Linked DNA regions of Homo sapiens: region 1 is linked to region 2. A link is an interaction called in ENCODE POLR2A ChIA-PET data of the cell type or tissue named here. Cell type or tissue: GM12878. All regions are shown on one strand.

Region 1 (4,000 bases), 160 kb after region 2:
CTCAGAGGTACATGTGCAGGTTTGTTTTATAGGTAAATAGATTATTTCATCACCCAGGTACTAAGCCTAGTACCCAAGTTATTTTTTCTGATCCTCTCCTTCCTCCCATGCTCCAGTCTCAAGTAGGCCCCAGTATCTGTTGCTCCCCTTTGTGTCCATGTGTTCTCATCATTTAGCTCCCACTTATGACAATGAAAACATGCAGTATTCGGTTTTCCTTTTTTGTGTTAGTTTGCTAAGGATAATGGCCTCTTGCTCCATCCATGTACCTGGCAAAGGACATTATCTCATTCTTTTTTATGGCTATATAGTATTCCATGGTGTATATATACCGCATTTTCTTTATCCAATCTTCCATTGATGGGCATTTAGGTTGATTCCATGTCTTTGCTATTGTGAATAGTGTTGCAATGAACATATGCATGTGTCTTTATGGCAGAAAGATTTATATTCCTTTGAGTATATTTACCCAGTAATGGGATTGCTGGGTCCAATGGTAGTTGTTTCTAGCTCTTTGAGGAATTACCACACTGCTTTCCACAATGGTTGAACTAATTTACACTCCCACCAACAGTGTATCAAAGTATTCCCTTTTCTCCACAACCTCGCCAGAATCTGCTATTTTTTTATTTTTTAATAGCCATTCTGACTGGTGTAAGATGGTATCTCATTGTGGTTTTGATTTGCATTTCTCTAATGATCAGTGACATTGAGCTTTATTTCATATGCTTGTTGGTCACATGTATGTCTTTTGAAAATGATCTGTTCATTTCCTTTGCCCACTTTTGATGGGGTTGTTTTTATCCTGTAAATTTAAGTTCTTTATAGATGCTAGATAGACCTTTGTCAGATGCAGATGCATAGCTTCTAAATATCTTCTCCCATTCTGTAGGTTATCTGTCTACTCTGTTGACAGTTTCTTTTGCTGTGCAGAAGCTCTTAAGTTTAATTAGAACCCATTTATCAACTTTTGCTTTTGTCGTGATTGCTTTTGGCATCTTCATCATGAAATCTTTGCCAGTTCCTATGTCCTGAATGGTATTGCCTAGGTTGTCCTCCAGTGTTTTTATAGTTTTGGATTTTACATTTAAGTCTTTAATCCTTCTTGAGTTGACTTTTGCATATGGTGTAAGGAAGAGGTCTAGTTTCAATCTTCTGCATATGGCTAGCTGTTTATCCCAGCACCATTTAATGAATGGGGTGTCCTTTTTCCCATTGCTTGTTTTTGTCAGCTTTGTTGAAGATCAGATGATTGTAGCTGTGAGGCCTTAATTCTGGTTACTCTATTCTGTTCCATTGATTTATGTGTTTGTTTTTGTATCAATATCATGCTGTTTTGGTTATTGTTGCTCTATAGTATAGTTTTAAGTCAGGTAGCATGATGACTCCACGTTTTTTGTTGTTGTTGTTTGGCATAGGATTGCTGTGGCTATTTGGACTCTTTTTTGGTTCCACATGAATTTTAAAAGTTTTTTTCTAGTTCCATGAAGAATGCCATTGGTAGTGTGATAGAAATAGCACTGAATCAATAAATTGCTTTTGACAGTATGGCCATTTTAATGATATTGATTCTTCCTATCCATGAGCATGGAAAGTTTTGCCATTTATTTGTATCATCTCTGATTTGTCTAAGCAGTGTTTTATAATTATCATTGTAGAGATCATTCACCCACATTTAGCTGTATTCCTAGGTATTTTATTTTGTGCAATTGTGAATGGGATTGCATTCCTGATTTGGCTCTCAGCTTGGCTGTTGGTGTACAGGAATGCTAGTGATTTTTGTACATTGAGTTTGTATCTTGAAACTTTGCTAAAGTTATCAGCTGAAGGAGCTTTTTGGATTGAGACTATGGGGGTTTCCTAAACATAAAACCATGTCGACTGCAAACATGAATAGTTTCACTTCCTCTCCTCCTACTTGGATGCCCTTTATTTCTTTCTTTCTCTTGCCTAACTACTCTGGCCAGGACTTTTAATACTATGTTGAATGGGAGTGGTGAGAGAGGGTATAATTGTCTTGTGCTGGTTTTCAAAGAGAATGCTTCCATATTTTGCCCATTCAGTATGATGTTAGCTGTGGGTTTGTCACAGATGGCTCTCACATTTTGTAGTATGTTCCTTCAATACTTAGTTTATTGAGTTTTTAATAGAAAGGGATGGTGAATTTTATCAAAAGCCTTTTCTACATCTATTGAGATAACCATGTGGTTTTTGTCTTTAGTCCTGTTTATGTGATGAATCACATTTATTGATTTGCACATGTTGAATCAACCTTGCATCCCAAAGATAAAACCTACATAATCATGGTAGATTAGGTTTTTGATGTGCTACTGGATTCGGTTTGTAAGCATTTTGTTAAGGATTTCTGCATCAATATTCGTCAAAGATATTGGCCTAAAGTTTTCATTGTTGTGTCTCTGCCAGGTTTTGTTATCAGGACAATGCTGGCTTCACAGAATGATTTGGGAAGGATTTCCTGCTCCTCTATTTTTTGTTAACAGTTTCAGGAGAAGCAGTACCAGCTCTTCTTTGAACATTTGGTAGCATGTGGCTGTGAATCCATCTGGCCCTGGGCTTTTTTTGGTTGGCAGGTATTTACTACTGCCTCAATTTCAGAACTCATTATTGGTCTGTACAGGAAATCAACTTCTTCCTGGTTCTATCTTGGGAAGGTGTATGTGTCCAGAAATTTATCTGTCTCTTCTAGCTTTGTTAGTTTGTATGCAGAAAGGTGTTTATAGTTGTCTGTGACGGTTGTTTGTATTTCTGTGGGGTCAGTGGTAACATCCCCTCTGTCATTTCTAATTGTGTTTATTTGGATCTTCTCATTTTTCTTCATTAGGCTAACTAGTGGCCTAACAATTTTTTCAAAAACGCAACTCCCGTATTAGTTAATCTTTTGAATGGCTGTTCATGTTTTGATCTCCTTCTGTTCAGCTCTAATGCTAGCTTTGGGTTGGTTTTCTCTTGGTCCTCTCATTGTTTTAGTTGTGCTGCTAGGTTGCTGATATCTTTTTTAACTGTTTGATGTGGGCATTTGGTGCTATAAATTTCCCTCATAACATTGCCTTAGCTGTGTCCCAGAGATTCTGGTATGTTGTATCTTTTTTCTCTTAGTTTCAAATAACTTCTCGATTTCTGCCTTAATTTCATTCTTTACTCAAAAGTCATTCAGGAGCAGGTTAACTTCCATGTAAATGGTTTTGAGCAATTATATTTTTAGTCTTGATTTCAATTTTTATTGTGCTGTGTGTTTGGTATTTCAGTTCTTTTGCATTTGCTGAGGATTGTTTTATGTCTGATTGTGTGGTCAATTTCAGAGTATGTGCCATGCAGCAATGAGAAGAATGTATATTCCTGTTGTTTTTGGATGTAGAGTTCTGTAGAGGTCTATCAGATCTATCTGGTCCAATGTTAAGTTCACGTCCTGAATATCTTTGTTAACTTTCTTCCTCAAGGATTTAATACTGTCAGTGGAATGTGGAAGTCTCCCACTGTTATTGTGTGGGAGTATAAATCTCTTTGTAGGTCTCTAAGAACTTGCTTTATGAATCCGGGTGCTCCTATGTTGGGTGCATATATATTTAGGATAGTTACGTCTTCTTATTGAATTGAACCCTTTACCATTATGTAAACCCGTGTCTTTTTTGATTTTTGTTGGTTTAAAATGTTTTGTCTGAAACTAGGATTGCAACCCTGGCATTTTTCTGATTTCCATTTGCTTGGCAGATGTTCCTCCATCCATTTATTTTGAGCCTATGGGTGTCATTGCATATAAGATGGGTCTCTTGAAGACAGCATATCACTGGGTCTTGCTTTTTTATCCAGCTTGCCACTCTGTGCCTTTTAAATGGGGGCACTTAGCCCATTTATATTCAAGGTCAGTATTAATATGTGTGGATTTGATCCTGTCATTGTGTTGTTAGCTGGTTATTAGGCTGGCTTGTGTGGTTGCTTTATAGTGTGGCTCATCTGTGTACTTAAGTGTGTTTCTGTATTG
Region 2 (4,000 bases):
TTTTTTTTTTTTTTTTTTAAACAGAGTCTCACCCTGTCACCTAGACTGGAGTGCAGTGGCATGATCATAGCTTATTGCGGCCTCAAACTCTTGGGTTCAAGTGATCCTCCCACCTCAGCTTCCCAAGTAGCTGGGACTACAGGCACACACCACCATGCCAGGCTGATTTTTTTTATTTTTATTTTTGGTAAAGATGAGGTCTTGCTATGTTGCCCATGCTGGTCTCAATCTCCTGAGCTAAAGCAGTCCTTCCGAAGTGCTAAGATTATAGGCATAAGCCAGCACACTTGCCTCCCACTGTACATCTTAACAGCCTGTCACCTTCGGCTTTGGCTACTAACTGGCAATGACTTTCTGTATTATTTAGTCCAAGTTGCCAGGAGAGAGATAGAGTTGAGTCCAGTTCATCTTTCCCACCAGATGATGAGCCCGAGTTCAGTGTAGGGATTTGTAACCCTTGGGGCAGGTGCTGGCCCCTGGTCCGACTAGAAGAGGATCAAACATGCAATTGTCCCCAGCAGGTGCTGCAGGTGGATTCCCTTAGAACAGGATGGCGGAAGAGCCACACCAAGACCAACATCTTGATTACAGTAGCATACAGTAGTGTCAAATCTGCCTCCCTTAAAGTTTTTTGATGACCACTCCCTTCCCCAAACATGCATTGGCACACAGATGATGAAGACTGGGAAACCCCAAAGTCGACTTGGGAACAGTGTGTGGCCAGCATGGGTCTAACCTGTTCATCAAAGTGGGGCCATGGAATGGTAGGTTTTCTTATTATGTTTTTTATGAAATGTGCTTATCATTTTTCTTAGTTTTAATTTTCTATCTTGATGAAATGCTAATTTTTACATGATCACAAAAACAAATAGAACTGTGACATTCATTTTTCAGTTTCAGTAGCTGATTTTCATGTTGGTTGGATTGTCTGTTCAATAGCTACACATAGTGCTTTCCTTAGAGAAGTTACTAGGGGGATGTGGCCCTATTTCCATCCCACCACCCTGGTCAATGCTGTTATGCAGGGGTCAGCAAACTCTTTCTGTAAAGGGCCAGATCATCAATATTTTCGGCTTTGCAGGCTGCATACAGTCTCTATCACAACTGCTCAATTCTGCTGCTGTAGTGTGAACACAGCCATGGACAATACATAAATGAGCAGGTAGGGCTGTGTTCCATTAAAATGTTATGGACACCGAAATGTGAATTCCCTGTAATTTTCACTTGTCATGAGTTATTCTTTTTTTGATTCTTTTCAACCATTTTAAAATGCAAAAGCTATTCTTAGCTCATGGGCCGTTTGAAAAACAGGCAACAAGCCAGATTTGGCCCACAGGTGGTGGTTTGTTGACTCCTGCTATTATAGAAAGAATGAGAGTAAAACAAACCTTTCCCATACAGTCTGATGCTCATGGCAAGAGAGACGTGACCAAAAGCTGCCGTGGAAGTCCCAAAAAGAGGCACTACTCTCAGCCTGGGAGGATCTGGGAGGCTTCAGAGAGGTAATGCTTGAGCTGCATCTTGAAGCTGAGTGGAGAAGGCAGAGAAGGGAGTTCTAGAGAGAAGGCACAGCTTGTGCACAAGCAGGAAGTTGAGTAAGCCTGGGAGCCACAAGCAGCTCACCAGGCTGCGGAATGTCCAGAAACGAGTGTGCAGGTCCAGATGGTGAAGGGCTTAATGAGACGGGCAAAGGTGGTTGGATTTTATCCTGATGGTTGGTCCTCTAGACTTTCCAAACCTTGCCTTTAAAATAAATTATCAATCGGAAGCTCCCTATGAGAAAAAGGTTAGAAAATTATCATTAGGCAGGGAGCAGATGGCGCATGCCCATAATCCCAGCACCTTGGGTGGCCAAGACGGGTGGATCACTTGAGCCCAGGAGTTTTAAGACTAGCCTGGGCAACGTAGCAAGACCCCATCTCTACAAAAATAAAAATAAAAATCTTAGCCAGGTGTAGTGGCACATATTTGTAGTCCAACTGCTTGGGAGTCTGAGACAGGGAGATCGCTTGAGCCCGGGAGTTAAAATCCAGCCTGAACAACGTAACACGACCCTGTCTCTTGAGAAAAATTATCATTGACTTGGTTCTTTTTGTAAGACCAATTACCAAGCGCTGGGAACATGGGAGGAAGCAGGGGTTGGGAGTTTCCGGAGCCCTACAACTTGCCACACCCCATCCGGGCCTGTCCCTGAGGCATCTCCAAGGAACTTCTAGAGCAGGGTGTGAAAACCATGGCTAAGGTTGATGGAGTAAAACAGCGGGATTATAAACAGACACAATCTGAATGTGTTCTAGAAAGATTACTCAGAAGATAAAGTGGCTGCAATAAGGTTGGAGGCAAAGCACCTTATTAGAAGGACTATCATTTGTTCGAATACTTTCTTGAGCTCCTATTATGTGCCAAGCAATGTGTGGAGACATTTATATCATGGTAAATAGGGTAGACAATAAACATTTGGCAAATTAATAGTTACTTTTACATTAAGATGATAGCTAAAATTTACAGCTCACCTACTGTATATCATTATTCTAAGCACTTTACCAATATTAACTCATCTAATCCTCACTGCAACTTTACAAAATGGGCTGTATTATTACTACCATTTTAAAGATGAAGAAACGGAGGCACTTCACTAAACAGGTAATGTAGCAGAGGCATTTGGGGGTTGCAGGTGTTGGGGTAAGTTCTCTTTAAGGAGGCCGAATTGACACCAGGAAGATAAGAAAGGCCGGTTGCAGGTTTCCCTTGCAGATCTGGGAAGAGCAGTGCTGGCAGACTGGAGGGCATGTGCAAGAACTCAAAGATGGAACATCCTGGTCTTGGTGGTTGTGGAGAGCAAAATGCTAGTGTGGTTGAGGCTAGGGAGGTAGAGGAGAGAGTATGAGGGGAGGAGGCTGGAGAAGGAAGCAGCAGGCCCAGCCTGCAGGCCTCCTTGGCAATGGGAAGGAGATTAGATTTTCTTCTCCGAGCACAGGAGAGCCTTTGAAGGGAAGTGAAATGATTGGATTTGAATTCCTAAATAACGGCTGCCCTGTGGGGAATGGATGAGAGATTGGCCACAGCGGAAGAAGGAAAACCTGCAGGAGGCTCTTGCAGTAGTCCAGACAAGAAATAATGTCACCTTGGCCACGAGCAGTGGTGACAAATATGGAGAGAAACAGATGGATTTTGTTTATTGCAATCATTCAACTGAGGGACGTTGAAGAGCTGAACTGAGGTTGCAGCAATGAGGATGGAGAGGAGGGGTGAAGTGAAATAGGTTTTTAAGACGTGGAGGACCAATTAGAGGATGAGTTTAATTTTTGTTGATTTTTAGATGCCTTGGGACATACAGGAAGACAGGAAGAGTTGCTAAGTAGGGAGTTGGCAATGAAGTTAGGAGTTGGGGATCCACTCTATAAACCTTAGAGTGTGCCAGGCCCTGTGTCAGGCCCCACACATCCCTGTTTGGGCTATATGTGCACTGAGGGGAGTAGCCAGGTCTGGCTCATCTTTCTTTCCCAGGCATCTATCAGGTTGGCTAACACATGGTGAGTGAGCCCTCAGTAAGTGTTTCTAGAACTGGAAAAAAGGTACTCTTCATCTGGTGGAGAAGATAGTGATTATAGCATGGTGAGATGAGTGCGTCCAAGAGGAGTTGACACTGGGGCTCTGTTTTGAGGAAAAGTAAAAGCTGGGCAGCAACAGGGAAGTGTATTTCCTTTTGACTCCCTTCCCAATTAGCCAGGATTCCTTGTCATCCCCTGTCTCCCCGCAACCTGACTGAGGAAGCGTGTTACCTAACACACCAGCTGTTCCTGATCATCGCCCCTTGGTCTTCTCCTGAGGCTCCTTTCTCTATCATTGACCCCTTTTAAAAATTGGATTCCGAGTGCAAAGCCTTGCTTCTCTGAGGCAATAGAGGGGGGAATAGCCTAGAGCAGCTGGTGGCTGTAGGTGTAACCTAGTGTCAGCCCCCGCACTTAGCAATATGTTTCTTCATAACCCTGCAGAGCTC

What was found. ChIA-PET counts read pairs that join two places held together with the same protein. Peaks named below come from ENCODE experiments on the same cell type or tissue, not always from the same donor. Only the 100,000 strongest peaks of a DNase experiment are listed, where the experiment ranks them.
Region 1: POLR2A ChIA-PET joins it to region 2 with 7 read pairs; 2 of 35 experiments call an interaction of 5 or more read pairs at or near these places.

What each region holds. Positions count from the first base shown.
Region 1 is chr12:94,316,469-94,320,468 of GRCh38, forward strand. The region is part of intron 14 of CEP83 (centrosomal protein 83); the gene reads right to left. Among named protein-coding and RNA genes, the nearest start is that of CEP83, 140 kb to the right of the region's middle. In GM12878, no CTCF peak of the experiment used is centred here; a DNase peak (open chromatin) is centred at 1,893.
Region 2 is chr12:94,156,709-94,160,708 of GRCh38, forward strand. The region is part of intron 1 of PLXNC1 (plexin C1); the gene reads left to right. Among named protein-coding and RNA genes, the nearest start is that of PLXNC1, 10 kb to the left of the region's middle. In GM12878, no CTCF peak of the experiment used is centred here; a DNase peak (open chromatin) is centred at 1,513; H3K4me3 peaks cover 1,784 bases; H3K27ac peaks cover 1,971 bases.